Regions from separate parts of the Homo sapiens genome. Here region 2 is linked to region 1. A link is an interaction called in ENCODE POLR2A ChIA-PET data of the cell type or tissue named here. Cell type or tissue: A673. All regions are shown on one strand. Links, peaks and the distances in the headings refer to the core of each region. The heading gives the core; the rest is flanking DNA.

What was found. Peaks named below come from ENCODE experiments on the same cell type or tissue, not always from the same donor. Only the 100,000 strongest peaks of a DNase experiment are listed, where the experiment ranks them.
Region 2: POLR2A ChIA-PET joins it to region 1 with 22 read pairs; 2 of 35 experiments call an interaction of 5 or more read pairs at or near these places.

Annotation. Positions count from the first base shown.
Region 1 is chr11:92,832,569-92,848,494 of GRCh38, reverse strand. It overlaps FAT3 (FAT atypical cadherin 3), which reads right to left. Exons shown (of 28, transcript NM_001367949.2): 15 at 13,411-13,625; 16 at 11,792-11,929; 17 at 10,689-10,832; 18 at 7,736-7,933; 19 at 3,763-4,561. Among named protein-coding and RNA genes, the nearest start is that of LINC02746, 75 kb to the left of the region's middle. RefSeq lists an enhancer at 9,211-9,711. In A673, for the core only: no CTCF peak of the experiment used is centred there; a DNase peak (open chromatin) is centred at 4,814; H3K27ac peaks cover 1,476 bases.
Region 2 is chr11:92,544,293-92,560,218 of GRCh38, reverse strand. The region is part of intron 3 of FAT3 (FAT atypical cadherin 3); the gene reads right to left. Among named protein-coding and RNA genes, the nearest start is that of FAT3, 330 kb to the right of the region's middle. RefSeq lists enhancers at 8,904-9,478, 9,479-10,053. In A673, for the core only: a CTCF peak has its summit at 7,046; DNase peaks (open chromatin) are centred at 6,648 and 7,068.

The DNA.
Region 1 (15,926 bases), core at 2,649-10,648:
CCCATAGGCTGCCGTGACACCCCTTTCTCTTGCACATCTCCTATACGGGCTCGAGGACATCTATCATCCTCAATTAATTTAAGTTGGTGTCAGTCTTTCTTACTGAAGTGATAATGTTCATTGCACCTCTGAAGTTCACCAGGAACCACCTCACAACATCAGACCTTTGTATCTCTTGAAGTTTGTTCAGACACGATGCTTGTTTGTAGCTGGAGTCTAATAAGCTTATTTGGCACCAAAATTCAAGTCTGCTTTCATTTTGTTAAAACAACTCAGCATTTTGGTTCAAGATGCTAATGATGATAATTGGACCAAAAACTCTCTGTATGAGAAAAAGATGAGCTGGAAGTTGGGAGGAGGATAGAATATTGAGGCCAAATTTGTCTATACATTACTACACAGCCCAGAGTGGACAGTTACCTCTATTTATCATGCTAATTATTCCACCAAGTGGTGGGAAACTCCATCTAATGAATCTGCCGACCTCCTAGAGTAAACAGAAGAGCAGCCAATACTAATTGCATGTGAGTGTGTGCACCTGTGGGTGCACGTCTGTGTGTGTGTGTGTGTGTGTGTTTGGGGGGAGGGGCATTTATTGAATTCAATTATTTTTCCTTTCCAATAAACAAGAAAATGCCTAAAAATGCCTAACGCTTACCTTAACAATTCATGGTTGTATTTTTATTTGAAAGATAATTCTAGAAGTGAGAAAGCTATTGCTATTAAAACAAAGAGCCTGCTCCTGCCCCTGGAGGAAACGCTTTCCTCTTTATCTTGCTGTGTGATTTCTCAAAGTTTGGTTTCCTGACCAGTAACATTAGAGTCATCCAGGCTACATGTGTAGAATCCTAGGCTCCACCCCAACTGTCCATATCTAAGTGTGGGGCTCAGCAATGGGCATTTAGTAAGCCCCATGCACACAGGAGTCTGAGAGAACTTCTGCCTTACTGGGATTGTATTGTGAGGCTGGCGATCATTCTGCTAGGAAAATCACATTACGGTCATGAATTGCTTAATAATGGGGATATATTCTGTGAAATGCATCGTTGGGCTATTTCGTCATTGTGCAAACATCATAGAGTGCGCTTACACAAACCTAGATAGCACAGCCTACTATGCACCCAGGCTATATGGTACAGCCTATGGCTCCTAGGCTACAGGCTTGTACAGCATGCTACTGTACTGAACACTGTAAGCAATTGTAACACAATGGTAAGTATTTTTATATCTAAACAAATCTAAACATAGAAAAGGCATAATAAAAATATGGTATTATAATCGTATGGGACTACCACTGTATACATGGTCCCTTGTTGATGAAACGTTGTTATGCCATGCATGACTATATTTGAGGATTCTTATACAGTACATAGCACTGAGGTTATGATTCACATTTAAAAAGGAAGAGTCCCTGTTCTTAAGATGCAGATAATAAAGTAGGGGCCCAAGAGGGCCCTTTCTTGAATCAGTATGCTACTCTCATCAGCTGTATGGCCCTGGGCAAGGCACAAAGCTACCACATCTATAAAACAAAGATTATCATGTATCACCTGCTGAAGATAGGGCTGGGCTAGATGACCTTTGGAGCTCCTTTACCACTAAAATCTAGAATTTCATTTTATAGCTTAATTATAAGAGTGACTTGAAGGTGAGAAAAGGCTGAGAGCTTGGCCTGACTCTGCACAAAGCTCTTCTTGAGCAAATGCTGGCTTTTCAAACCCAGAAGGCCTCCTCTTGGGATGGCTGGGGCCTGACTCACAAAACCTTCTGGCATTCTAAATTTACTGGGAGTAGAAAGGTTTATGGAGACTAGAGAACAGGGCCAAAACATCACTTTGAAACATATTGCATTTAAGACATTAGTGTCTTATGTAAAATCAAGAGCAACCCCTCTATCTCCATCAAAACCACTCCTCTAAATCCTTCTTTTAAAGAATTATTCAGTCTGCTCCCTGCTCCCACCCCAGTCTCTTCTTGATGAAGTCATCCCTGAAGACCTAGCACATTGGTGGTCTCTGTGTACAGATACTGCAGACAGCTTTCCTTTGACCATAGAAGGGATTCTGTCCCTTCCATGCCCTAGCATTTACTGTAGCACTGTTACAGCAAGTAGGTGCTTGCAAGCTGACTTTACAATTGTCAGCTCCTAAGGGCAGTAACTGTATCTTTTTTGCTTTGAATCTTTAGTGCCTAGGACATTGCTGCCTTCACAGATTTTTTTCAGAAATAAATGAGTTCTCAGAGTACAAGGATTAATTAGCTGGTATAGTTTCGTCTTCAGGGTCTACCCTGTCCTGTCCTGAACCCGTTTTGAACCCTGGTGTGAATCACCGCATACAGACCCTAGCAGAGCTTTGGTGTATCAGTTTGTCAACAAAGGAAATCTAGATAAGGCCCAGACAGCTGGCATTCATAAATTCTGCATGTTGGTGACATCTGCCAGAAATGCATTTCACCTAGCATGCATGCTTTGAGTTACTTTGCAGCTAATTTACATATTAAACAAGTCTGGACATCCCTGCTTCTACCTGATGCAATCACAAACAGAATTCACTGGATACCACAGAGAGCAGCTGGCACACTGATGGGCTGCTTGGAGCCTGTCAAAGTGTCTCTCAGAGGGAGTTATGACCCCTAGGGCCTCCCTGTGATGAGCTCATTCTCCAAACTGCAACCAAGAACTTTCTGCAAGGGAAGAGGCCGGGGCCCTGCCTGTCCCCAATTACCTAAAGGATGTTTTACAAATGGCCTCCCTCTGGCCATGGTCCCTTTGGACCAAATTCACACTGGCTAGAAAAACTCTGGCTGCAATTTTCTTAGAAGGGGGCAGTGAATTTATGGCTCCACATGTCAGACGGAGGAAAAGAGAGAGAGGGCAATGCTTCTCATCGATCACTACGGGCATGTGACTCTGTGCAGCTATGGCTTTGACTAGTAAAGGTCAAAGTTCAGTGACTCCAGTTACATCAACAAACATGAACCATTCCTTCCCTGCCACTCTGAGGGCTGAATCCATCCCTTGACTGTGCTCCTGGACATCTGGCCTCTGTTTCTCACTGAAGCAAATCGAACTGCCCTTACCCTTGGCAACAGCTTCCTAACTTGTTTCCCTGCCTCTGGCCTGGCCTCCTCTAATCCATTCCCCTCTGCAATCAGCACACCCTCTGTGAAAGACAGATCTGATCCTGCCATTTCTTCGCTTCTCATCAGCCAATGGCTCTCACTGCCTTGGGATAATTTCTAAACTCTTCATCTTGGCTAATGGCCCTTGTGTGATGACTGGGCCTGCTCTCAAGCCTTATTTCACATCCCAGCCCTGCTTATTGCAGCCAGAGGAAAGCTCTTTCCATCCCCAGTGTAGGTTCCTCTTATGCCCCTAAGCCTTCCTCATGCAAGCTGCCCCTTGCCTAGAAGGCTCTCCCTCCCCTACCCTGATTCCTACTTGACCCTTATCTCTACCTAGAGGATACTCCCTTTGGGGAAATCCCTATCGGCTGGGTCCTCCACAGGACTTTGTATGTTTCTTGACAATATGTATAAAATAGGCTCGCCTGTTTGTCTGTCTGTGCTGCTCACTTAGGCACAGCTACATGGGACTGTACCTCCTGCAGCCCCAGCATCTATCATGGCTTTTGGGCACACAGTAATTGATCATTTAATATTTAGTTGAACGAATGATTGAATGCAGGCATGCTGGAATGGTAACTCATTCTACTCCTACAATCTCAGGAGTTGAGAGGGAACACTCAAAACTGCACTCACCATTGCAGGTGCAACGCACGTTCCTGTAGAAACGCGGACACACAAAGCTGATGCGAGCCGTGCTGTAGGTCATGAGCGCGTGGGAATCGAGTGACAAGCCTTGCTCACAATGCTGTTCCTGACAGTCCAGCCCTGAGCAGTTCTTCTCCAAGATGGCTGAGATGCGCATGATATTCTCCAGGTGTCTTCTAGCATTGGACAGCTTCTGGATCAGGTAGGCTGGCTTGTAGAACTCGCTGCTGTGCATCTCCACCGCAAACAGCATGTCCAGTTGGTTGGTGCCTGCCACGGGCTGGATGCTGATGATGCGCAGGCTGTCCTGCTTCTGGGTGAGGACTGCATTCCGCAGGGTGCGCCGGAACCCATGCATGTGCAGCCCCACGAAGTCCTCAGGGGACACATTTTCAAAGCGGATGGTGACAGTGTTCTGCAGCATCTCATGCACCAACTGCTCCACATGCACGACCACATCAATGGGTACCTGGAAGCGACCATCACTCACAGACACATTCAGGACATACTTGCCGCTGTCCAGGCCTCCCAGGGCGATGATTTTCCCATCGTGACTGTTCACTTTAAATAAGCTTTTCTGCTCCGATTTCAGGGCAAATGTGAGCACATCATACATGTCTTGATCTGTGGCATGAATCTTCCCAATGACCCCACCAGGAAAGTCATCCTCCATGGTGACAATGAAAATTTCCAGGGGAATGGCTGTGGGCTTGTGGGTGCTTTCCTCAATGACTCGCACGCGGATGTAAGTGTGAGAAACTTGCTGGGGTTTGCCTGAATCCTTTGCCTAAAACAACCAAGAGGTGAAAAGGCAACAAAGGAAGAAAACTAATCATAGTAAGTTTTTAAAAACCCGCAGATAGAAGACGTCTGTACCTTTACGTTTGCTTCTTCCTTCATTCCTTGCCACTATTCTGAAAAATGCTGAGGATGTGCGTTTAAGTAAGAGGAGTGATTTATCACCTTCTATCCCCATATGTACACTCTGTTATGGACAATAAAATGTATCAACACAATAAAGCCGGCTGGGGTGAAGAGAGAAGGAGGACAGAGGGCTACAAGACTCAACATGCCCACAACAGGCTGAGCTTGTTTTAATTGTATGCAGCAACCACAGGGGAAACCTCATAAAGTGGTCTTTCCACTTGGAGGAGAAATTTCTGTTTTCTGTTGGATTATTTCCTTTTGACTGGACCCAGATAGCACCTTTCTGCATATTTAAGAAATGACATAGTTTAAGTGGGAATTATATCATGGTAAGGTTTCAAATAAAATATAATACACTGAAAAGAAAAGCTAAGTAGCTTGATAAAAACCCTTTTTCTCTTCCTTCCATGTGTAAGAATGAACAGAACATCCACTCTGGCAACAGGTCTTTACTGAACACCCATCGCATGCAAGGTGGAGGTATTCAGTAGTGCAGAGCTTCAGGAGAAGGGCAGATTCCCATGGGCTGGGTTTATGGAGCAGGTATCTGAAGATGTGGAGCTGCAGTGAACCCTGCAGACCAGGTGGGATCTGGGGAGAGATGTGTCCTTGTATGTGGAAGCCAGTGAAAGAGCCGGTGCCTGGGCATCACACAGACCTGAGTTTGAATCTTGTCTCTGTCACCCACTACATATCTGGCTTTGAGTATGTTAGTTAACTTCTCTAAGCCTCAGTTTTTGTATTTTTAATATGAGTAAAATAGCAGCATCAACTTCACAGGGTCCTTCTATTGTGGGGATTAAAAGAGAGTCAGTGCAAAGCACTAAACCCAAGGCTAATCCATAGACACACTTAGTACTTGATGTTTCATGTGATTGTTATTTTTATTTGTTTATTTGTTTTGTTTATTTAGAGGCATGGTCTCGTCCTGCCACCTAGGCTGCAGTGCAGTGGTGGTACAATCACAGCTCACTGCAGCCTCAACCTCCTGAGCTCAAGTGATCCTCCCACCTCAGCCTCCTGAGTAGCTGGGAATATAGGTGTGCACCACCACACCAGGCTACTTTTTTTTTGTTTTTGTTTTTGTAGAGATGAGGCCTCACTATGTTGCCAAGGCTGGTCTTGAACTCTTGAGCACAAGCAATCCTCCTGCCTTGGCCTACCAAAGTACTGGGATTACAGGTGTGAGCCACTGTGTCCATCTGTTGTTATTTTTATTATTGCCATCATCACATGCTTTATTTGATGGATGATGTGAACAAGAGATGCTGGAATGTAAAATTCATGGAGAAGGATATAACTTTAGCAGATGAGACTGAACTTGAAGTCAAACTGTGGAGTGCTTCAAAGGAGAGTGACAAGTTTAGACTTTATAGGCCAGAGGTTGCCCGTTCACATGTCAGAGGCCAGAAAGATGAAAGAAAGGCATGAAGCTGCTGGGTATAAGGTGAGAGAGGAATGGACCTGTGGCCAGAGAAGGACTGGAGAGTGCTGCCTGTCAAAAGGTCCTGAAATTCAAAATCTGAAAGTCTGGGGCAGAATTCAGCCTGCAGGGCCTAAGTTTTCAAACACTAGAAAACCAACAGATAGTTTTACTTTATGGCAGTGATCAGCAATCATTTTCTGTAAAGCACTGGATAATAAATATTTTCAGCTTTGTGGGTTTTACAGCCTTTATCACAACCATGCCAGGCTGTCCTATGCAAGGAAGCAGTCACGGAGCATACCTGAATGAAGGAGGCTGTGTGCCAGTAAAACTTCAATGCTAAAAACAGGCTGAGGGCAGGATTTGGTCTAAGGGCTGTAGTTTGCTGGTCCCTGACTAAGGGAAATGATGTACTCTAAGTGGAATGATTAATATGGGAGGGGTGAAGAGTTGGGTCAGAAGAGAATGAAGCTGAAGCCAGAGGAAGCACCCAGGAGGCTCCTGCCACAGTAGCATGATGAAGGGGCTGTGCAGAATACAGTGAGGCAGTGGCAATGGGAATGTGACTGAAGAAAGGAAGAAAACACAGGACTCAGTGGTAGTTTAATACAAGGGACTGGGGGAGGGAGCCTTTTACAAAGATTCTAAAACCTGAGATGTGAAATCTGCTCCATATCCGGAGAGGATAGGCAAACTGTCCTAGTTTCTGTGAGAAGGCACTGAAAAGCTCTTCTTGCCTTGAGTACTACCCTGTGATATAAAATTATTTACACAATATTGTTGGAGGAGCAGATGGCAATTGAAGAGTTCATTGATGTGCTTGGAGCTGGCAGTCATTAATTTAGAAGGTTTCATGGAGTAAAGTAAGGTGTAATTTATCCAAAGAGACAATGTATATTTAAGCCAATGCTATACCAATACCAATAATTACTATTGCTATTATTGTCACCATTAATAATGAGTCTAGGTTGCCCTCTGTAAGCAACAGTGGATAGAAAAAGTCACTCAGTTTCCCTGATGGGATCCAAATCTTGGTATTTGCAGAAATCATACATGGGAACTTTCGGAGGCCCTCTCATTTCCTGCTCCTTCTATACTCTGCATACCTGCCACGTTTGCCTCTTTGGCCCATTTTACGTCACACAGGCCAATGAACATGAGGAACTGACATGCTGGGGGCCACTGCCAGCTGAGTCCTTGGTCCCCTCCTGCCTCACTGGGGAAGGCCTATCAAGCAGAGGCATGAAATGGCTAAGTCCCCTTATGACAGGGATTGGTAGCTGTCCCAAGTGGGGTAATGTGATGGGCAATAGCATAAAGCAGCAGGAGTTTTTAGAATGCAGATTTAAGCCCAGTGACCATCTGTTGGGCATACTCTACAGGAATGTCCTTCCTGAACAATGATGCTTCCCTTCCTTCCTGTTCAGTTTCACACACAGAGGCAGCTTTTACTGGTGTGAAATTGAATTTGAGATTAAAAGGGGGAACATTCCCGCATGGTAATGAATTATGTTGACTTACTCAGCAAAGAAAAAAATCCACCAAAGGGGACAGAAACAAGCATGAGAAAGAAAGACAGCACGACGGAGACAGAGTGCGATGCCATACCTGGACACACAACACGTATTCCAGAGACTCTGTGTGCTGGAAGACCACAGCCGACCGCAAGATCCCATGAGGGTCCAACACAAACTCCTCCTCTTCATTTCCCGACAAAATAGAGAATGAAAAGGGAGGCCCATTGTGAAAGGAGTCTCTGTCTGTCACCACCAGCTGCAAGATGCTGGTGCCCACTGGCTTATTTTCCTGCATAAAAGAGTATATAGTAAAAATGAAGATAAAAATTACACTTCTCTTCACATTCATTAAAACAAAACAAAACAAATCAAAAATACCATCATTTCAGGCTGAGAGTGCTGAGCTAGAAAACAGGGCTTTCAGCAGAAGGGATTCCCTGTGACATTACCTTGTCTTCTGAAAACATGTTGGTGTCTGTAAGTGTCATGTTCCTTATCTTTGGCTGCTTCCCACAACCACCTATGGGACAATCCTCTACTGGTGTGAACACAAGGACTTGGAGCTGCCTGGGTTTACAGGTTCCGAGCATGGTGCTGGGTGCACCTTGTCCTGGGTTAGCTGGCAATGCCCGAGCTGACCTGAAGAGCTCCACTGGGATGGGGAGGCACTTCCTCACACACACATGTCACAACACAATTATGCTGAGGCCCAACACTAGATACAATGTCACAGCATTAGATTTTTTGGGGGGACATCCTGGCAACTTCCTAGTCAATATACAAAGGCATATTCCTGGTGGAAAATGGGGCTTTATACCTTACCTAATTCTCTAGAACACGGTTTTGCCATGTTCCTTTAGGGAAGCGAATCGGGGTAAAACATTCCTCCATTTGACAATGAACAGAACAGGAATCCTTAATTTTGTCAGAATTCTTGGAAGTCCTGATTCTATTACATAAGCATTATTTTGCAGAACTTCTCTGCTTTTTTCCCCAAATGGGAATGCAAAGCTCCTTCTTGGGTCAAAGGTCATCCTCACGTTGAAAACGGCAAATTAAATCCTCTGTAGCTCAGGTATTGCTGTCCTTTCCCCTACTCTGTTTAGACTTCAGCAATACCACAGCTTGGGCCTGAAATCAGTTGTATCAGCTCAGGCCTCCTGATGCCATCGACCTAAGGATTAAACCAGTTTGGGTTGCAGAGATGGAGACGATGATACACTACAGTTTGGAGGGCAGGCCCAGTCAAGTTTTATGTGTTGAATTAGTCTTATGAAAACCATGTGTGGAAATAAGAACGTCATTCAGGGTTGGGAAAAAGGAGGCATATTTTTTGAAGAAGAAAGAGAAAAGGACTGCATAGACCTCTTATTTTGCTCCTTTTCACAAGTGTCCTTTTGGTCATCAAAAACTAGACAGTGTCTCCCTCTGGAATCAGTCGTGGGACCACCATAGCCCCACATATATTTACTATTTCACACTGACTGATTTGTTTGCTTACTCTCTAAAGGCCGCTTCCTGCATAGAAGAGAGGGAGAGAGACAATGTGGCCCTCAGGGTCAGCATCTGAGAAGAAGGGTATAAGGTAACATAGACATGCCTGCCCTGCGGATAGGGGCCCCACCATCACTCATGGGCTGAGCCTCTCCGTGCTTTCACTGTTGACCTCCTGTTGCGCATTTGAAAACAGTCTGTCAAGCTGATTGATGTGTGTCATAAAACTGAATGTTGAGTAGGAGAAACCCACTTTGTTTTGGGGTTAGCAAACAGAGGCCATGAGGGCAGAGAGCACCCTTGTGAGCAACAGTCATGGAGAAGAGTGAGCTGAGAGAAAGAGAAATGGAGGAAGGTGTGGACTCTGGGCGAAGCTCTGGGGAAGCAGGAGTGTGGTGAGAATGCAGAGCTGCTGGAAAAAGCATCAGAGAGGAGGAGAAAACCAAAACACCACCAGGGAAGGAATCAGATTTCGCTGACAAAGGGGTGGGAACCAGCAGACAGCTGCTTCCTTCAAGGCTGCCTCCCAGTCTGATTGCTGGACAGCTCAGTGGCCCTGGGGTCTGAGGAGGCCAGCTATGGATGGTCAGGCTCAAATTCTTGAATGTTATTCCAAAGGGGACCCTCAAGAGCTGGCCCACTCACATTTCACCTTCCACCCACAAAGCCCTGGGACTCCTTTGGGGTGATTCTGAGGCCAAACTGGATCATGCAAGAACTAATTCTCTAGAATACCTGTGGCCCTCCAAGTCATGCATATCACTCTGTCTTCTCTAAGTCCTCTACACTGACAGTTTTCCTGGGCTAGATTTCCTGATCCTCCTAAAGTTGGGCTTTCAGCTCCTAGAAATACTGAGAAGTAGAGGACGCTCAGTACCTAGCACTGTGCCCGTGGAATAAAAAATAGATGGGAAGAAGAGTCACTCTCTCTTATAGCAGAATACCAGCAGTAAGTTACTCTATCCTGCAGTCTGATTTTAAAGAGCAGGTGGATTTAAAGTGTTAAACAAATTGCTTATGGAAGATTAATTTTAATGAGTACCAGCTCTATCCTGATGCCCAATCTGTCTTTGACTGATGAGACAATGCGTATCAATCTCTGTCATCTGCCAGAATAGCATAAAGTTGCTTAAAGGTAGCCTGCCACTGGGGAAAGAGAATTCTTTTGCAGAAGACAGCCCCAAGTTCAAATCCTGACTCTGCCACTTACCAGCTGCATGATCTTTGGTGAATTACTTAACCTCACAGATCCTTAGCTCTTTCCATTATAAAGTGGGGACCAATCCACCATCCCTCTTCACAGTGTTGTTGTGGGGAGAGACAGAGTGCATAAAGCACCTGACAGTTGAAAAAAATCCACCCCTCAATAGCTCTTACTCACATTTATTAATCATCTGTGGTAGAAGAACTAGGTTCTTTTTCATACCTGCCCTATGAAGGGATGAGATGACATTAAGTAATAGTAGCAATAAACCACAATGAGTAAACCACAGCAGAGGAAGAAAGCTGAATGCAAAGGGACAAGTGCTTGGCAGGCAAGATTTTCTCACCTGAATCACAGCAGTATAGTTGGCAGGTGTAAACACCGGGCTGTTGTCATTCACATCAGAAATATCAATGTTGACAGTTGCAGTTGATGACATTGCAGGAATGCCACTGTCTACGGCCTGGACAAGCAGAGAGTATCCAGACACCTGCCAAGGTACAAAGAGGTGACAGTAAAGAGGTGTAGCGCTTCCTTCCTTCTGTGCACACACAGAGGAACTGGAGCTACAGGCTGTGCTTTGTTAAAGAGCAACCATCTTTAGTTTGATTTTCCAGACCGGGTGATTCTTGGCACCACTGACATTTGGGTCTGGATAATTCTTTGTTGTTGGGGGCTGACCTGTGCATTTTAGGATGTTTAACAGCAACCCTGACTTCTGTCAAGTGGGAGGCAGTATCACCCCCTGCCCAGTTATGACAGCCAAAAATGTCTCCAAACGTTGCCAAACGTCCCTGGGGGACAAAACCACCCTGGTTAGTACCCAGGCTCTGGGCCTTTGCTCAGTGCAATAGTTGTCACTGCTGATCTGTCTTATTTATCAATGTTAATATTTCTGGGGTTATGAGCATGTATCACCCAGTAGAGTCTATCTGCTTTTTAGCATCATTGCCATGTCATCCTTTTCCATATTTAATTTCCCTTCGAAGATGAATATTTTTTGGTCAAGAAAGACAATGTTTAGAAACTTCACTTAACCTTGGACAGAGAAATTTTTTGGACTATTTTTTCTGACCTAGATGCCTTCAGGTGATCTTTTTGTACCTGCTCACCGAGGGCTAAAGTTGCTCATAAAGTCAGGATCACAGGGTCCCAACACCCTGAAAGTATTTTTCTGTCCCTTTGCTCTAGGAAGGGCTAAAATTCAAACCACCTAGAAAGATACATATTTATCTTTTCTTTAAAACCTCCATAACCAGCATCTATTATAGGTAGAAAATTCTATCAAAGGTCTAACCCTAATATTTCATGCTGCATTTTAGCCCATCCTTATTTACTCTCATTACTTAGAATGGAGAACTTTCCTATTTACACCCGTGGAGCTTGTGCCCCTGATTCTAGGAAAGTGGTGGATGTGGATGGGAAGGAAACTGTCCTAAACTAGCTTACCCGTTCCCGGTCCAATTTCTTCTTAACTTTCACAAGTCCCAAGACAGGATCTACAGTAAATTCATTGTCCCGATCTCCATTCACAATGGAAAAATGAATCTGTCCGTTGGGCTGGCTGTCTACATCTTCTGCTATTAGCTTCATGGAAAACAAGCAAAACAAAGAAAAGACATGACATAAGGCAGCAAAGGTTGATTCTTAGGGTCCCAGGTCTGTTTAAATGGGTGCAGCTGTGACAGTTTTCTCGGGAGCTCTGCTCTCTAATGTTAGTGACCACGCCCCCAGCAGAAGAGATGATTAATCAGCTGAAGGAGGGTGGCACCAGGCCCGCAGCTGCCATTTTATTTTTATGTTAATTTTTTACCTGCCCACAGCCTGATGCCTGTTAGGCCTGATTTTCCTCAGGGTTTGAGACAGTATGGTTAGAGCCCAAAGCTAATGGACAGGAACGCTTTGATTTCTTCCCAATCCTGCAAGTAATGGTCTCTGCCATTGAGTGAGGGATTCTCTAGGCCTATGCATTTCCATGTTAAGGAAGCCAAGAAAGTTCCCCTTCCCACACAGCAAATATACCGCCCCTCTGTCTATTGCTCCAGGTTGATGATGTTGAAATTTATATGTATGGAAACAGTCATGTACTTTCCAGGAAGCAGAGTGGGCCTGAGGGGTGCACTTCTGATGTATAAGAAATGTACTGTCCTCCAGCAGAGAGCGGCTCCACCCTCATCCTGCAATGAGATGACTTGGATGGAAGGGACCTGCCAGCCAAGGGATGGGGAAGGATGGTGAGGAGGGGACTCTTTGTTCCAAAATGTAATTTGCGGTCTAACAGAATCTGTGTTCTCAGGATACATGGCTTGTTCTTACTGTTAGACAGAGTTCCCCCTGGAAAAGTCTCCTTTAAGAGTGGCTAGTCAATCTTAGGTTTGCTCCAAATTGTAGCTGCCCAACTCTGTGTGTCTGTGTGTGTAGGGGGAAAGGGGGACAGGGATTTTATTTGATCCTCAGCAATCTAATAATTTTAAATTGTAAATTGACAAATCATAGTTGCATATATTTATGGGGTACAAAGTGATGTTATGATTTATGAATACAATGTGGAATAATTAAATCAAGCTAATTAACACATGAACCATCTCAAAAACCTAGCATTTTTTGTGGTAAGAACATTTGAAACTTACTCTTAGCCGTTTTGAAATGTACAATATACCACTATTAACTATATTCATCATGCTGTGCAACAGATCTCAAAAAAAAGAAAAAAAGAATATATTCCTCCTAGCCACCTAATAACCTGTCATATAAGTTCACATCTACATAGGGGGCCATCATTAAAAATTCATCCCATGGTCTGTTTTATTTTCTCAAAAAAGATATGCTCCTGGGAAATAAGTGATTATCAATCACTAACACCTTGATATAAATTAATCTATCAGACTCTTCCTAATATACAAATTACAGAAGGAGCCATAGAAAGATGGCTCCTATTCTTGGGGACAAATGGACACTGAAAGGGGGAAGTGTGAAGAAAACCCAAGACGGACTTTGCTTTCTTCTTCACTTTATTGTGGATGACTAGTCCCAAACATCTAGAACCATCCCCAACCCCAGGTACCTACCAAAATGACAGAGTCTCCCACCAAGGCGTCTTCACTGATAACCGCACTGTAGACGTCTTGGCTGAACTTGGGAGGGTTGTCATTAACATCTGTGAGGTTGATGTTGACAGTGGCCACAGCGCTGAGAGCTGGGGTGCCCCCATCTTTGGCTTCCACTACCAGGTAAAACCTTTTGCATAATTCATAGTCCAGGACTTCAGAGACAGAAATACCCCCTTTGAAGAAAAATGGGGAGCTTTATATTTCATTAGGAAAAAACACTGGTCAGCAATTCTATAATCATGGTAATATTTCTAACATCCTCTCCAGCCAAGAATTTAAACATTCAGGAATTTGTTTATTTAATGCCTTACTGAAAGTATTACAGACGTCTGATTAATGCTGTCAGTGAGAGCATAGCTATCCATCAAACATAACACTGAAGAAATGAAAAGTCTTTACATGTTTCTGTAACAGTTTATGAACATCTCTCAGGCAGCTTGAAAATCTCTGGCATCTTCACTCTCACACAACTAACGAGTAGGAACAGAAACAAGCATCCCTGATAGGTGTCTTCTGATTCCTCAGGTGGACAGAGGAAGACCAAGAATGAGCTGAGATTTGGGGATGTGATGGTATGACCTCATTCTTGTCAGCAAGTAAATACTTGCAGACTTCACTGAATTGAATTAACCACAAAGGTGCCTTGCCAAGTTAAAATGCACTTATCTAAAACAATTGTGGCACAAAGAGGGCAAAGATCTCAGAAATCTCAAGGTATAGTGACAGAATAGAAAAGGAACTACCTGGAAATCAAACAGCCCAGCAGCCACATATTGAGTTTAGTGCCCACAACTACAGAAGAGAGATGATAATGTCCATGTCACAGAATTGCTTAAATAAGTAGAACATGTGAAAGCAGCTAGCTGGGTGTTGGTGCTATATCCTTCCCATCCTAGCCCTTTCTTGGGAGGTAACCCAATCCTGCATTCTGCAGTCATTGTATTGCCTGCAGAACACTTCTCAAGGGCATTTATTTTCCTCCCACCTAGTAAACAATCATGAGGACTGGTGAGAAGGTCATGACCATTCACATTTCCAGACAGGCAACTTCTCTAGTTGCTAAGACTGCCAATAGGCTCCTTCTACCTAAGGCAAAACACAGAAATCATACCTGTAACAAGAGCCTCTTTCTCCCCATAATTAAGTTTTCTGGAACTTACCACCCCTAGTGCTTATTTTGCATCCCAGTCTTGCTAACTAGTGCTAAATTTAAATAGTACTTAGCCATTTCCCCATGGTGTTTATATACAATGGTCATAACTAGACAGGCTAGGGACAACACATATTTAAATGAGGGAAACCCCCATACATTTTATTTGAGATAATGACCTTAATAAACAGTTACTGCCAGGAGAGACTGTGATGCAATTCCTCCATCAATATTTTCACCTTCCAATACTTACCACGGGCCAGGACTGTATTTCTTACATTTTTGGTATCCCTACAGTATAGCAGTGTTATATTATATTATATTAGAATACGCATTCTAGAGTCAGAAAGATCTGAGTTCGAATGTTGGATAAACCACTTATTAACAGTGGACACTGCGGTAATTATTTAACTTCTCTGAAATTCTGTTTTGTACTTAGTAAGAGCCTGGTATATTTGCCATGTTAAATAAACATTGCTAATTATAATGATTTCTTGTTTATATTTACTGGACTACCCAAAGGAAAATGGACCTCCTTTGCCACCTTGTTCAACAGGTGCATACTCCTTGAGTGATGAGGGAACTATGTGCAAAGGCTGGAAGGTGAGAGACTCACCTTTGTTCTCTGCAAAATGGGAACTTCCTTGACTATTCATAGGGGAATTGGGAAATAAGTGAGAATATTCACCAAAGGGCTTTGGGATAGAAATCCATACAGTCTATGAAAATACAAGGATGAGTATGTTTAGTCTTCAAAGAACATCCAAGCTTGTTTTCTAGAATTACGACCTTTATTTGCCTGAAGCACGTCTAATACTTATTAACTCGCTGGTGAAGAGAAAGCCCCAGGGTTCTCTCTTATTCTGTTGCTTTATTTCGAAGCACCTTTTTATTTCCTAGGTGATGCTACATGTTCCCCAGAGTTGGAAAAGGATGTGGTGAGAAATGAGTGTTCTGACCATGAATTGTGAACTGGGTTCAAACAGAGCACCAGTTCCAGCTCACCGATGGAGTCTACTTGGGGTGCTGGGTTGAGAAGGCTGCATATCACCATGCAGATCACTTATCAGTGTCTGCCTGTGCATGTGATGAAGGAGTGGTAGTCCAAGTGTGGACAGTTGCACACGGAGGCTCATCCCCATGAACATTTTCCAACATGTGCACATATGACTTAAGTTTAAAAAACCCAACAACATCAAACAGAAAAGAGAGAAAATCAAACAAACTCTTGTTCTTGGAATACAAATACTATTTCCTCTCTCCATTGAGAAACCACATTGCTGCCCCTGAGCCCTCCCACCTAGAAATCCTGGAGCCAACCTGG
Region 2 (15,926 bases), core at 2,679-10,678, 290 kb after region 1:
AAATGTTCAACATCATTGGCCATTAGGCAAATGTAAATCGAAATCACAATAAGATACCACTTAACATCCAGTATGATGGCTAAAAACAAAAAGTCAGATGAGTTTTAAGGAGTGTGTGGAAAAACTGAAATGCTCATAGACTGATAGTGGGATGTATAATGGTGCAGCCACTTTGGAAACCAGTAGGGAGGTTCCTCAAAAAATTAAACACGGAGTAGTAACCATATGCTCCAACAATTCTGTTCCTTGATATATTTGTAAGAAAAGTGAAAATATATATCTATACAAAACTTATATATATTCATATCCTTGTTTCTAATAGTCAAAAGACAGAAACAATCCAAACGTCCATCAGCTGATGAATGGATAAACAAAAGGTGATGTATGCATACAACATTCAGCCATAAAAAGAAATGAAATACTGATACACACAACACAAATGATCCTTAAAAACATTATGCTAAGTGAAAGAAACCAGTCACAAAAGACTATATGTTACGTGATTCCACTTACATGAAATTCATATGAAATGTCCAGCATAAGGGCTGGGCACAGTGGCTCATGCCTGTAATTCCAGTGCTTGGGAGGCAGAGGAAGAGGATCATTTGGGACCAGGAGATCAAGACCAGCTTGGGCAACATAGTGAGACTCTCAACTATTTAAAAAAGTAGCTGGGCATGGCGGTGCATGCCTATAGTCCCAGCTACTCAAGAGGCTGAGGCAGGGGTATCCCTTGAATCCAGGAGTTCGAGATTGCAGTGAGCTATGATCATGCCACTGCATTCCAGCCTGGGCAACAGAGCAAGACCCTGTTTCAAAAAAAAAAAAAAAAAAAGGAAAATAAGTAAACAATCACCCAGCATAAGAAATATATATAAAGAGAAAGTAGGTTAGTTGTTGCTTGGGGCTCAGGGCATAAGAGAGCTAAAGGGTATAAGGTTCTTTTTGAGGTGATATAAGTGTTCTAAAATACATTGTGGTGAAGGTTGCACAACTGAATATATCTAAAAACCATTGAACTGAACAATCTGAATAGGTGAATTGTATGGTATGTGAATGACATCTAATTAAACTGTTACCAAAAAAATACATGCACACACAAATAACAAAAAGCATGTTTTAAATACTATATTATCATAAATCTCAATTTCCTCACCTCTTAAATGGAGAATAGTAATAGCAACCTTATTGGTTGTTGTGACAATTAAGTAAGATGTATAGAAGGAACTTAGCAGGACACCTAGCATGTAACAGCGTTCCAAAGGATTTCTTTAAATCACTGCCAGAAGCCAGAAAATCATTCTGGCTCAGTGTTACTATGCACCAAAGACTTTTCACTGATATTAATACCCTCTAAAAATCCTCCTTGACCCACATTGAATGGGGCTCAGAGGTGAATGAAGGTAAAGAATTGGACCCCTGGAAGGGTTCCAAAAGTTAGCTCTTTGTCGCCGAGGAGTACAGTTTTCCAGCCAGGTGCAAAGCAGCTATTTGGAAAGGCTCCTGAAAAATACTTCTTTGGGTAATCAAAAATATAAAAACACTACACAAACAATTTTGTCCTTGTATTATTAATTACCTTTCGGGACAGAAATAAAACAAAACAAATTACCCCTGCTGAGTAGTATGATAACCAGAGACAGCACCAGATGAGCTAAGCCTGCTTCATGCCAGAGACAAATAGGGCTTGCTCAGTGCCAGAGATAAATTGGACAGCCTTATTTCCTACTAGAAATAACCATCACAATACTAAAGCAGGTTTTAAGTACTCAGCAGCTTAAACACACACGTGCATACACACACACACACACACACATAAACACAACACGTGCACATATGAATCTATCACATACCACACTCACACTTTGGCTTCTGAGACCACTTGAAAAGTAATTGAATGCTAGTTTAAGCAAGAGCTTATCTTCAGGAATGGAAAATTCCCTCTTACCTAAATAAACATTTTCTATAGTTACTAAAATAAATTCCTATCAGTGGTTTGTAATTAAGCTTCCTGGAATAAGCATCCTGACAACTAAGTGCCTCTGTGAGGACAGAAAGTACCCTCTGCTCTCCTGGGGATCACAGTCTTTTGCATGCCTGGCAAGCCCAGGACTTTCCTAAAGAAAGATGCGCTTTATAGGCTGATTCATATCTCTAAGCATGTCTCACAAACCAGGGGGCAGCAGCAAATGCCTGAATGTGATAACAGGAGATATCTAGCCTGGCCAAATAAAAGAAGCCACTCCAAAATAAGGCTCATATAATATGTGGCAAGAGCCTTCAGGCTCACATTTTGTCAAAGGCAATCCTGGTGAATCTTCACTCCAAATAAGTTAGCCCTCAGGAATAGAGGATTGGCTCTTTTATTTTCCTTATTAAATTCAGAACATTTCTAGGTTCCTAGTATATCATAGGCCAAGATTTCAGGACATTTTAAGACATCACAGGATTTCATTTTCCTCCCTTCCACATCAGGACAAAAGTGCAAGTTTTATCACCTCCACTAATGCTCAGGAATTTAAAGGCATCCTACAGTCTGACTGGGGCAGAGAGCTGCAGTCTATACCTGCAGCATGGCTGGATTCAGGTGGGGCACAGAATCTGATACAGAATTTATCAAGAATGGACCAACCTCATCTTGGGAAGGTCAGAGCTAAGGAGATCAGTGGCCTGGGGTTCAACTGGAGAGAAATCTGGCTGACTTCTGGCTTGAGAGTTGGTCACAGCAGTGGGGACATGGCGATACAATGTATGGAGCCACTGCACCACGAAATCTTGTCAGTCTAAGGTAAGTAATCTGAACAGCTCCTTGGAAAGGGATTCAACAAACTCTCTTTAAGTCTTTGCTTTATTACAAGTCATCAGCCCGGGCACAGTGGGAGTCACAGGTGCAGGGGAATCCTGGGAGACGGAAAGACCTGAGGTCACTTCTCTGGCTCCTATAACAGGGTGGTAGTGAGGTACCGTGAAGGTAATAAGCAGCATAATGGTAAGGCCAGGAAACTTACGTCAGATGGAGTCAACATCCTCCATAAAATCCGAACCAAGTTATTCTGCAGAAGGTGAAGATGGAGGAGGGGCTGTACAGGAAAGTAGAAAAGTTTCAAGTAGAAACAGGGAAGAATGCAATAGATAGCGAAAGAAAGATGAAAACTATGAAAAATGGGTTTGCCAAGCAGAAGTTAGAGACCAGTTACAAAGCTGAAAACAAGATATGAATGAGTTGATATGAATTCAACAAATATTCATTGAATCCCTACTCTAAGCCAGGTTTAGATCAGGGGCATAAACAAATGAGGCAGTGTCAGGAGCTCAGGGCAGAGCTGGGAGACAGATACGTAAATGGTACGTTACATTTTAGGGTGTTATGAGTGTTGTAATTGGGCAATCATGGAGCATTTTCGAGGAATAATATGTAATGGAGCTGATTAGCAATTCTGTGACCTTTTTCTCTCCTGTGGTGGGCTTGGCAGCCTAAAAAGAGCAGTTACAACCAAGGACTGCAGGGACCCAGAGTTACAGCATGATAAATTGCGTGTGGAAACTTAAGCATGTTCATGAAACAAAGGTTCCTTGTAGTATTCCAGCACCTTGGAGAGTACCGCGCTCAGTGTAGGGCCTCACAGATATTTCTGATATCAGAAGATGAACACATGAATTAATTAACAAATCACCACAGCTTTTCAATGGGTAGGGAGGCATGTAAACAGAAAAAGAGAACCAAAGGATTATGAGAATTCAGTGTCAGGAATAGGACTTGATAAAAACATACCATCTTTGCCAAGGAAATGGGCTGAAGAATAGAAATGACTTAGATGGAAATGACCCATGGAGGCATTGTAGGCACTGAGACAAATGGTGAGGGCAAGGACAGAGAGGATGACGGCAAGCAAGGCACAGGGCACGTGACTGGTGGGAAAACATCCAGGAGTCTGGTAGATAACAGCTAAAAGAATAGCAAAAATTTAAAAGAAGAGCCTGGATATAAGTCACCTTGAATCCTCTTCCTCCAGGTTATGCAGAACAGGAGAATAGCCTTTACTTGATATGGTTTCCAGAAAAGTGCAGCCCTCTACAGTAAACTGAGTTGGCTATGAGCAAACTCATAAAACAATCATCATAGCCAACATTTGTTGAGCACTTATTATGTCCCAGGTGCTGAATTAAGCACTGTTTCCTTCATGACCTCATATAACACTCACCGTAATCCACAATAAACAGTACTATTATCAGTCCTATTTTTAAACCGAGCAGACCGAGGCTGTTAAGGTTTATGCTTACCTTGCCTGGTCACAAGCCACTAGTGGCAGAGCTGGGATATAAATGCAAAATCACACTCTTAACCAATAGGCTATAGAAAGGAACGACATAATGTAAGGTCTGTGGTGAGTGTGGTAATTTTATGTGTGTTTGTGTGTTTTTCATTAAAAACACAGAACTGCATAAAAGCCTTGGAATGAGTCTGTGAATCCTGCTGATTCTGCCAATGACTGAGCAGGGCTCTGACCCAGTCTTGAGGAAGAAGAGTAGCTGCCAGGATTAGTCAACACAGGCCACTGCTTTCCTTGTCTGCTCAGACACAAGGCACAAAGGGGCAGTGATAAGAGAGCAAGTTCTCTGCTGAGCTTGGCTCTGGGTGTTAGCTGAAAAGGAAATGACCAGAAGGTGGCCTAGACACACCTGAATGAACAAACCAATACAAGCCTTAAAGAAAAACTAGATTTGGCCCAGGAGTTAGAGGTACGCAAACTGTTATCCCAGAGGGCACTTGGCTTAATAAAAAAGAAAAACATCTTCAAATAACCACAGCTTCCCATTTCAATTTAAAACTAATTTTAAGGCACACAGTTTAAGTTATTTCCAATGCAAAGTTACATAATATTACTACTAACCGTAACCAAAGGAAACATATTTTCTCATTTCCCACTCAGCTATTGAAATCGTTAATGCTGCAATACAATCCCTATTACATTATTGTAGTGACAATCACAGAATCGCAGCATCATCTCATCAAGTTATCTCATATTCCAGGAAGAGAACATTTTTCTCTGGGTTTGCAGTACCTGCAAATTTTCAATTGAAAGCACCAACTAGTCCTAGATATAATGGGAAAAAATTGAAACAAGAGTTGATTGGTGTGTATAGTGGGTGTGTGTGGTCTCAAAGCTTTTGTCATGACCATAGGATTGAAAACCATTGCTCTGTAGTAGTATTTTCTTCCTAAGATACTGGCAAATTAGCACAGTCAGACAAATGAATAAAATGATGCTGCTGGCGCTTTAATCCCCAGTGGCATCTTCTCTCGCAGATTATGAGCTTCAGTGCAGCAGACACGGCAGGATCAGAAGCTGCAGAGAAGATGCTTCACACTTCTGTAGTGACAAGCGCAGCAGTGCACATGGCCATCAAAGAGACTGGCAACAACGCACCATGACACAGATAGCACACGGTTCTTCATAAGGAAAGGAGACTTTGCCTGTAACCAGCATGTATGGGCAATAGACAATATAAGGCCTGGCACAAAAGCGGGGCAGAGAATATACTCCTGACTTTTACATTATGTTTAGAAGAAGTGAGATCAAAATTGGTATTAGAGTTAGGCTATAACTGCTACCAGCATTGATCTCATGCACTAAGCCAGGGGTTGCTCCCTACTTCTACAGTATCCCCTCTAGTAATGGCTTTGAAATAGACAGTTAATGCTGCCAACTCCTCCATTCTTTTTTTTTTTTTTTTTTTTTTTTTTTTTTTTTTTTTGAGATGGAGTCTCACTCTTTCGCCCAGGTTGGAGTGCAGTGGCGCAATCTCGGCTCACTGCAAGCTCCGCCTCCCAGGTTCACGCCATTCTCCTGCCTTAGCCTCCCAAGTAGCTGTGACTACAGGCACCTGCCACCACGCCTGGCTAATTTTTTCTATTTTTAGTAGAGACAGGGTTTCACCGTGTTAGCCAGGATGGTGTGGATCTCCTGACTTTGTGATCTGCCCGCCTCGGCCTCCCACAGTGCTGGGATTACAGGCATGAGCCACTGCGCCCGGCCTCCTCCATTCATTTTCTTTCTTCCCTGAACCAAATCCTATCCTGCCCTGCATCTCACAATAACAAAGAAACAGGGAGCTGGACACGGTGGCTCACACCTGTAATCCCAGCACTTTGGGAGTCTAAGGTGGGCAGATCACCTGAGGTCAGGAGTTCCAGACCAGCCTGGCCAACATGGTGAAATCCCGTCTCTACTAAAGATACAAACATTATCCAGGCATAAAAGTGGGCTCCTGTAATTCCAGCTACTTGGGAGGCTGAGGCAGGAGAACCACTTGAACCTGGTAGGCAGAGCTTGCAGTGAGCCGAAATTGCACCACTGCACTCCAGCCTGGGCAACAAGAGTGATACTCTGTCTCAAAAAAAAGAGAAAGAAAGAAAAAAGAAAGAAGGAAGGAAGGAAGGAGAAAGAAAGAGAGAAAGAGAGAGAGAAAGGGAGAAAGAAAGAAACAACGAAAAAGGAAGGAAGGAAGGAAGGAAGGAAGGAAGGAAGGAAGGAAGGAAGGGACGGAGATTCTAGAATTTATGTCTACAATTTTCCCATCAATGCTCCCTAGAGTTTAGGTCTGCTCCCAGTGTGGCCAAGGGCCCAAGGCCCAGGTTCCTTCATTGTTTTGCACAGAAACATCTGGTTTTAATGTGTACTACCAGCCTTCTCACATTCTAAAGTTGAACAGATGCCCGGTAACCTACAGAACCCAATGTCAGAACACACTAGCCATGAATTCCTTCTTTCTGGAAGAAACAGCCCTCCAAACTCTAAGCTCTTTGAAGCTAATACTTGTGCCTTATTCATCTTTGTATCTAATGAAGTAGAGATGTGAGATACATCTTTTGGCACTAAGCAGGAACTCTGCAAACATTTGTGATACCTGATATTGGGCTTATTATTACTTCAAAAAGAAAAGATAGAAAATATCTTATATATGAACAAGATGTGACCTTTGATCTAAGAGTAAAGAATTGATGTTTATAGTTGCAAAAATACAACTGGAATATTAATTTTTCGCAGCATTATTGTAAAAGGCCATAAGGTGGTGATATTACTCCTTGAAAAACCTGTTTTGTTTTTTTGGCTTAGGAATGAGAAGAAGCTGAAAAGTGCTCTTGTTTTTCTGTCTCTCAATTTCTTTTTTTTCTTTCTGTCTCTATCTTCCTCTATTTCCTTCCATATTTCCTCTATTTCCTTCCATATTTCCAATTCTTTTTTCTTTTCTTTTATTTTTTTTTGTTTGAACGTGTCTCACTCTGTCACCCAGGCTGGAGTGCAGTGGCACGATCTCGGCTCACTGCAACTTCCACCTCTGGGGTTCAAGCAATTCTCCTGCCTCAGACTCCCCTGTAGCTGGGATTACAGGCACGTGCCATCATGCCTGGCTAACAATTCTTTTTTTTTTTCTTTTTACTGTAAGTTTTTAAGATATTATGAAAGTGTCAGGGACCATGTTAGATAGTGCTAAACATAAACAGTAGGCATTACAGCAAAAATGTCAACAAATCCTGAGACTTTAAGATTAAAGGCTTTGTTATTTATCTTGTAAATAGCAGACCATGAACTTGAATTCAGAACTCAGTAATCTAAAAATCATAACTCATTTTACCATATGAACTCATTTTCATCTTTCCCTCTCTCTCAACAGAAAATGAATAAAGTACATTCCCTATTTTATTGGCAATAGTAAATATAAGTTCTAGCATACATTTTAAGAACCAAAAATAGAATATTTTTTGTTTCTTTCTCTATAAGATTTTGAAAAGTGAGCTTGTATTTACTAATATAATTCCCATTTAATATTTTCCATGTGAGTATGTGACTTTTACAAAGAGCACTCCAATCTAAATTATTTACAATTTATTTATTCACATTGTAATTCATTAAAAACACATCAAATCTTTATTTTAAGAGAGAAAGAATGTGTCTCTTTAAGTGACTTGTCCATGATTTTCTACTGTTATTCAATAACTGCTTGATGCTGAGAAGGCAGAAATTTTCATTTGAATTCTTGTATTTAAATTTTTACATCACTGGCTGCAACCACGGGGTATGGGCAATTTGTAATGTTAGCAATTTTTTAGATGCTGAATATTAAAATCTACTTTTGTATTTCAAGGATTATTTCTAATTACATGCACAATTGCTGATCCATCTGCCTACTACATAGATGTCTGTGGTTATATATGCTTGAATAATTATTGAAAATTAAATAACATCATAAACAGTCAAATTAATTTATCTGAGCATACCAAAGGCAGGAAGCCTGCTCTAGTATAAAACATTATTTGCCTGGAGAAACATAAAGACAGATTTATCTTATACACCAAATTTCTCACATTCTATTCTAACTTGATGGAGTTTTCTTTGTTTTTGTTTTTGTTTTCTTAAAGAAACCCGAAAGTTGAAACACAAAACACTTGAGAAGTATTATGGAATAGCAACACACCTTAGCTAGATGAGTAATTTAAAATTTTAGTCTAAATATATTTCACTGTCAAAATAAGTCCATAGTGTGTCTCCTCTAATAACATAACCAAGTACAGCTGTTTCAGTAAGAAATGGTTTCTTTGAATGTTTTAAGATAATACAGAATTGTAAAAGGAAAGATTCCTCACTTGTCTTCTATTTCTACAATAGCAGGAGTCATTGTAAAATACAGAAGGTTGAACTGCAGGGTCTATGAAAATTGAGTTAATCCAAATTTCAGCAGAAGGCTTGAAGAAAAGTTTATTGATGAGAAAACACACACACACACACACACACACACACACAAAACAAAAAAAACATGGGACCAAGATCACCTAGGCCCAAGTTGCAATCAGATGGAAGGCAGAGGAGAATGAGGCCCCATATTTTAAATGCAACCAAGATGGATAGACATTTACAGAATAGTTTTCCCAGAGTAGAGAGATTTAGAAAGCCCTAGAGAATGCAAGTTTGAACCTTGTATTTCTACTACAGGTTCTTTCAGAAGGTGAAATTCAGACAGGATCCAGATACCTGCTGTAATTGAGGTATTTGCTCACCTCCAATTGGTCTCTAACTAACCTTTGGAGCTCAGCCCTGCCTCACAGGGATCAGATCAGGGCTGTGAAGAATAATGGGTGGACAGGTATCAACACTCTGTCTGAGACTCAGCCTCATCTTGGCCAGATAGTTCAGAATACGGGGACTGGGCGATGCTTAAAGACTGAGGATGGTGTGATTTCAAGGTGATATCAATAAATCAAGAAGAAGAGGGCTTCCAAATCAAATTTAATACCCAAGGAAAGATTTGCATTTCAATATGGAAGGGCACTCCTTTTGCTAAGCACTTTAAAGACCCAAATATACCCATGCCAGGGACATTTTAGCATGAAGCCTATAAAGAAGTACACTTGCACACAAAACACTCTCTTTTAAAAAAAAAAAAAAAAGATAAATGTGGCAACCAGGTGAAAGGAACAAGGTAATTCTAAAAGTCCTAGCTTTCACTTGGCAGGAGATTTGGGTAATAGCTTGCCAATTGCTGGTAACTGCTGCCAAGTATGAGGACTGCTGTGCTCAAATTGCTGGCAATGGCCACCTATTGTTTGTGAATGACTGTCTTAGCAGGGGACTCTGCAGAGAGGCTACTCAGGTCAGCAGGGAGGAGGATTTGGCCAATACTCCCAGTGGTCATCATAGTCTAATGCAATGAAGTCACAAGACAGCAGTTTTAGAATGAGGACAACTATGAAAATTTCCCTGGAAAAGATTCTGCATCTTGAGCCAGTATATATATTTAAATCTGCAGATAGATATATCCTCTGCAAAATAAATTACAAAATAATATCAATAATTATCCACTCTAATCACTGAACATTTACAACATCACAGTGAGCAGCTTCCTGGCTCTTCTCTCTTGGCTGGTGTTCTATTTCTTTAAACTGAGTGGTAATACAGTACACAATGCTCATATATGTGAAAAAAAGACCCCTTTTGGAAATTTTGCTTGGGGAACTCAAATACATACACCTTGACATTTCTTTTACAGCCTAATTTCTTAGCATTATCTGTGAAATACCATTTAAAGTGATTTAAAACAAAAATTGGCTTTTAATTCTTGAAAGTTTTTCCCTTTTCAGGTCAAGAGACAATGCAGACTCTACAAGCTCTAGAGTATATCAGAAGTGGGATTAATCCTAACTCTTCCATTTACAGGCTGTGTGATTATGGCCCATTTCTAAAACTCTCTGAGCTTCAGTACCCTTGTTTATAAAATGCAGCTAATCATAATGCCCTCCTCTGGCTTATTGGAATGAAATGAAATGAGAGTATATATGTAAAGCGTTCCTATTACTAAAAAATGTTGGGTATCATTAATCTCTCTATCCACGGTGTATTGTACAAAAAAACAGGATCTTGAGTCAATGAATCTGGCCTTGGGTCCTGATTCTTCTATTTACTAACTGACTCTGGCAAGTTAGATTTCTAAACATTAATTTCTTCAATGACAAACTTGGAGTGATTATATAATGCCACATTATATAATATCACTTCAGTGTGTTATTGTGAGCATTAAATAATGAATGCTAAGTATGTTTGGCAAAGATAAACCAAGATATAAGTTATCATCATCATCATCAACCTGTACCTTAAGTAAATGCCAAAGTCATAACATTGTCATATGTCTTCCTCTACCATAAACTGAGTCTCACTGCATAATCCATCTTCCAGCTCAATGGGGCCATGTAACCGAAGAGGAGAGAAAGGTACTTCAATGACTGCTGAAATACCAGTGAAAATGGTGGTAAGTGAAAAATAAATCCTTAATTTCCAGCATTGTAAGAGTAAATGATTCCTTTATGATTAAAGCAGCAGAAAACAGTTTGAATGGGAACCTTGGCTTGAAATATTGTAATCTACAACTAGTTCTGCTTGAATCAAAATACGGATTATTGCTGGCCCTAAATGAAAACGCCCTGATAGTGGGGATACTATCCAGGACAAGAAAAAATGTGAATGAGTCTGTAAGGAAGTGGATATCCAATAGTATCTATTACCTTTCTCAGAAGAAGGGGGGACAATTATGACATTTTTCAGCATTTAGAACCATTTGGCACCCAGAAGAAGTAATCTATAAAGGTGTTTTCAGGCTTATATAGCTTTAGAATCTGACAGTTAACATTAAGATCTTGGCAGTCTAATTAGCCAGGTTTTCTGCTTTTAATCAATTGACTTAATATACTAAATAAGAGAATATAAGCTTGATGCCAACAATACATGGTTGACACTGTTGGCCAATAAAAACTGCAAATGCCAACTTCTCTCACTTCTTTATTAAATTTTAAATTCCACACAAATAACCAGTCTTATCACTTCAGATAAGCTTTGGTTTAAATTACATTTAAAATATGTTTTTCACTTAGTAAGGAAAATACCCCCTCTCTCACTTCTTCCCTACCTTCCCAAGTCAAAAACAAAGCAAAACAAAAGACTTTTTCAGAAAGATCTTTTACTGAGGTGATTCATAAAAGTTACACTGCTATAGGTTTCTAGGGAAACTTAGCCAATAATCTATGTGCCAAGTACTTTGTACAAATTAATTTTTAAAATTACAAAATGCTTTGAAAATTGTTATAAGTGCCCTAAAATTTGAAAAGTTATCATCATCAGTTCAGGGAAAAGGCATGAACTTTTTGAGGTTTAAGCAACATCATTTTGCGAATTTCCTTTCTTTGCTGCTCCCTTTTCTTATGAAAAATAAAAAGATAATTCAAGGACTGAAAGGGAAGCCTAAGAATGTCCTTGTATTTAATCAGAAGAGCTTAAGCAAACAACTGTGCCTGAGAGAGAGTCACATGGAATAGACCTTCCCTAGGGAGGGTATTCTGTCAGGATGACCCACTGTTCAAAGGTCTCAAGAGCATAACGGGTGATAAAAGCCCTTGATACGACAGTATAAAATCCACTTCATCTCCATTTTCCTGAGGGGCACAACAAGGCTTAGGGAAGCTAAGTAACAAGTCACCAACATGGTAAATGACTGGACTATGGATTAAGTTCAGATATATCTGACTAAAAAGCCTGTAATTCTTCTATTTCTCATCAGACAGGATCGTTCTGCGTATACTGAGGCCTTGGGATTAATAAAACACTCTAAGGTCTCATCTGGAACAAATATTCTATAAATCAAGTGCTCAAGCTAGTACTGCTTGTAGATTCCAGCCAAGGCCGAAGATGTCTACCTGTCTCCTTTACCATGCCTCTCCACACAGGGCCAGGAGCCCAAGAAGCCAAGGAGATGTGCCCCCCAGAGCCTCTGCACAGCCCTCCACACATCAGCTAAATCTAGATTCTAGACCAAACTCTAGTTCCAGGAATTCTGAAATTATCTGCTCAAATGCCCACCTACTCTGTTTCAGGGCCAAGTGGGTCTCTTCACATGATCCATTATCTCTAGGGCAGCCCGTGCCTCATACTACCCAGGGCAGAAGGTTGGCAGAAGGATGGCTGTTGATGAGGGACAGAGCAGAGTGTGGGCCTGGGGTCTCTACATACATGCATGTGGTACACAGCTGGGGGTGAGAAGGGGAGAGGGCAGAAGCAGGGGAGGTAGGGCCTGCTCTCCTCCCTCTACCTCGTGCTGGTACTCAGAGGGCTGAAACAACTAAAAATTTCAAACCTGGTCTTTCAGGTTTGAACATCTGTCAAAGTTGGAAGACAGAACATATTTTATTAGTTTTATTTATTACATTTTACAGTTTTACACTTGCCGTATGTAGCCTCCCTTTATTCTCTTTTTGATCCCAGACCTGCCAATTTTAAGGCTATAGGCATGTTTTGCTTGGCTGGCACAAAATATTGCTTCTTTTCAATTTGAACTAACATGTATAATAATCAGGGGATTTCACAAGAAAACAGTACTTTGTAGAGTCTCTTGAAGAATGCAATATGGCAACTTCAGGGCAACCTTCCAGAGTCAATCATCTGTTGGGATTAAATAGCGGCTGCCCCCTTTTAGGCAGGGTGAGACTGGCTATTTGGCCACCTTTATTGGTTTACAGTAAAGCTTCCAGCCAGAACTTCAAAGCCAATGCCCTGCTTTCTTGGGAGAAGCAGCTCGATGACCAGCCACATTTCACTCCCTAATGTTACCTATCTGCTCATGTAGGCAGCATAAGGTCTGAGCATAAGACCCTTGATCTAAAGAGACCTTACGTATTATGTGAATCGTCTCACCTAATAGGATCATCTGGGGAAATTAATCTAATTGAATTCGTTTTGTGAACAAGGAGGTGTCATTTGGGGTGATTGAAGATATAACCCCTAGCCTCACAACTCTCTCATTTAAAACAAGAACATGCAGTAATTACTTAGATTGGGAGAGAAGCCTCTTAACTATTCATCTTTCCACTGTTCAGGGCAGGCCAACAAGCAGTTAGTTAGCGGAGTTCTTTCTGATTGTTCTCACTGGTAGCCCCCGTTCCCCACCCACTAAAAGAGCCTCATTGAAAAATAATGAATCCAAACAACAAGAATATAATTTGCATCCCCAAGTTGGAAGCTTAATATTCAAAAGAAGGGCAATTTTATTTGTGCTTCACTATGTACGGTCATTTTTTTAAATATTGAAAACTCAGTGGTGACCCTAATTTCAGTTAAGATCAGAAAACACCAGCATATGGTGCATGAAAGCAAAATTAATTATGGCCTCAACCTCCCTTCTTACTTCTTTCTCCTCATCATGTATTAATCTTCTGGGTACTGTTCTACATGTTAAAATACAGAGTATGAATTGCTGTTAATATGCTGTTGCCAGGTTAAAGTAGTAGAGAATGTGAAGATGTCAGAAAACAAATCCCAGAGAGAAATGAAACACTGTTTTCCTTAGCTCATGATTACCATACAAATAGACTCCTTCTGAATTTAAATTACAATGACAGAAAAATCCTTTACGTTCCCTTAAACACACTGACAGGGATGGAAGGGCAGAGGATCTGCACTCTGTAGATCGGGATATTATCACCACCCCTACAGTTTCAGATGCAAAAACACAATCCCACAACACAAGCTCGCTTTGAAACTTGGAAAGTATCATGTTGCAAAACATTACAGCAGACGACATTTCTTGAATTAAAAGCAAAAATCTGTTATCTTCAACCACAAGGAAAAGTTATTATAAACAACGTATGGAAAAATCTAACAAGCACGTGGAGAGAGGAGTAGAGAAAGAATGACAATTTCTCTAGTAGAGCTGTGAATGTTTCCAGGATCAAAAGCTTAATTTTAGAAATGCCCAGTCACATTCAAATATCAGTTATGAACTCAAGATGGAAAGGTTATTTGCTAGGCAACTACATGTCCAGAGGTGGCTCTGAAAGGGCTTTGCTGTATAGCATAAAACACCCATGACTGGATATGGGATAACGCTGTCTTAAATAGATGCTTGGCAAGGCAAATTCCCAAGCAAACCAGGACAGTAGAGAAAAGGATGTGCCTGGCTGTCTCTCTGCTTCCATGCCCTCATGAGTGCCTTGCCTTTTCTACCCTTGAGCAATTTACCAACACCTATCATGTTTAAAGAGCAAGTGCAAATCTTACCGACTACCTGGCCCTTGGCTTGGAAGATTAATGCATAGCCTGTAGACTGACTATACATTTGAACCACATTACTTGTTATCTTTGAGAGAGAAAATTCTAGCAAATTTATTCTATCACTAATTTAGCTATTCATTCATTTATTCATTCAACAAATATTTAGTAAATACCTACTATTGGCTAGTCACAGTTCAAGAAACTATATCCAATGGTGAACAAAAGGACAAAAACTCTGTATCCCTGGCTCTTCCAGTCTGTGAAAAAATAAAAGATCAACAAAATAAATAGGTCACATATATACCTTGTTAGATAGTGATGAGCGATAAAAAGAAATAAAGCAGGGAAGGGGCACATGAAGAAATGAGAATTGCAATGTTGGATTGGGTAACCAAGGAAGATCTTGTTAGAGGTGACACTGAGGAAGGCCTTGAAGAGAACTAGGGGACCAGTTACATGGACATCAAGAAGAAGAGAGGTTCAGGCAGCAGGAACAGCAACAGCCTTGGGGCAAGAGTGTGCCTGAGTGCTTGGGGACATGAGGAGGGCAAAGAGGAGTGAGCAAGAGGACAGAGAGGTAATGAATGGTTGCACGGAGGAGGAAGGAAGGCAGCAGATAAGACCTATCCTTAGAGGCTTTGACAGACACCAAATTTCTTTAAGCATCTGTAAAACAGTGAGCATTATCAACACATGCCTCCAACAGCTATGAAGAGTCAATAAGACTTTAGCACAGGGTCTGGCACACATAAGTCTCAAAACCTGTTAGAGCACTAGTATCTTCTTTGTGATTGCACCTAACCATAGGAAAGGCTGTTCCCTCTCAACCAGGAGCTCCCTGAGGGCTGAAGCGGTTGGCGATACCTTCCCTGTTCCCAGAGGAGAATGCTGAACCCTGGAAGCATCTGGAGTCTTTGTGAATCCTGAGAGCTTTCCTGACTGGGGGCAGGGCTCTGGGGCACCCATGCTACAGCTGACCCTGTTAAAAGTCCTGCTTTTATAGTGCAATTTAGTACTTGGAATGGGGGTGGCAGGTGATGGCAGACACAGTTTGTCCCAGGGCACATTTGATTGGCAGTTATAACAAACTGGTAGTTCAACACTTGCTTCTGTTTGTTTATTTATATTTATTGATACTTATTAGATGTACATATTTTCAGAGTACATGAGATAATTTGAAGCATTCATATAATCAAGTAAAGGTAATTAGGATATCCATCACCTGAAATATTTGTCTTTTCTTTATACTAGAAACATTTGACTTATTCCCTTCTAGCTATTTTGAAATGTACAATTGATTACTGTTAACTATAGTTACCCTACAATCTATCGAAC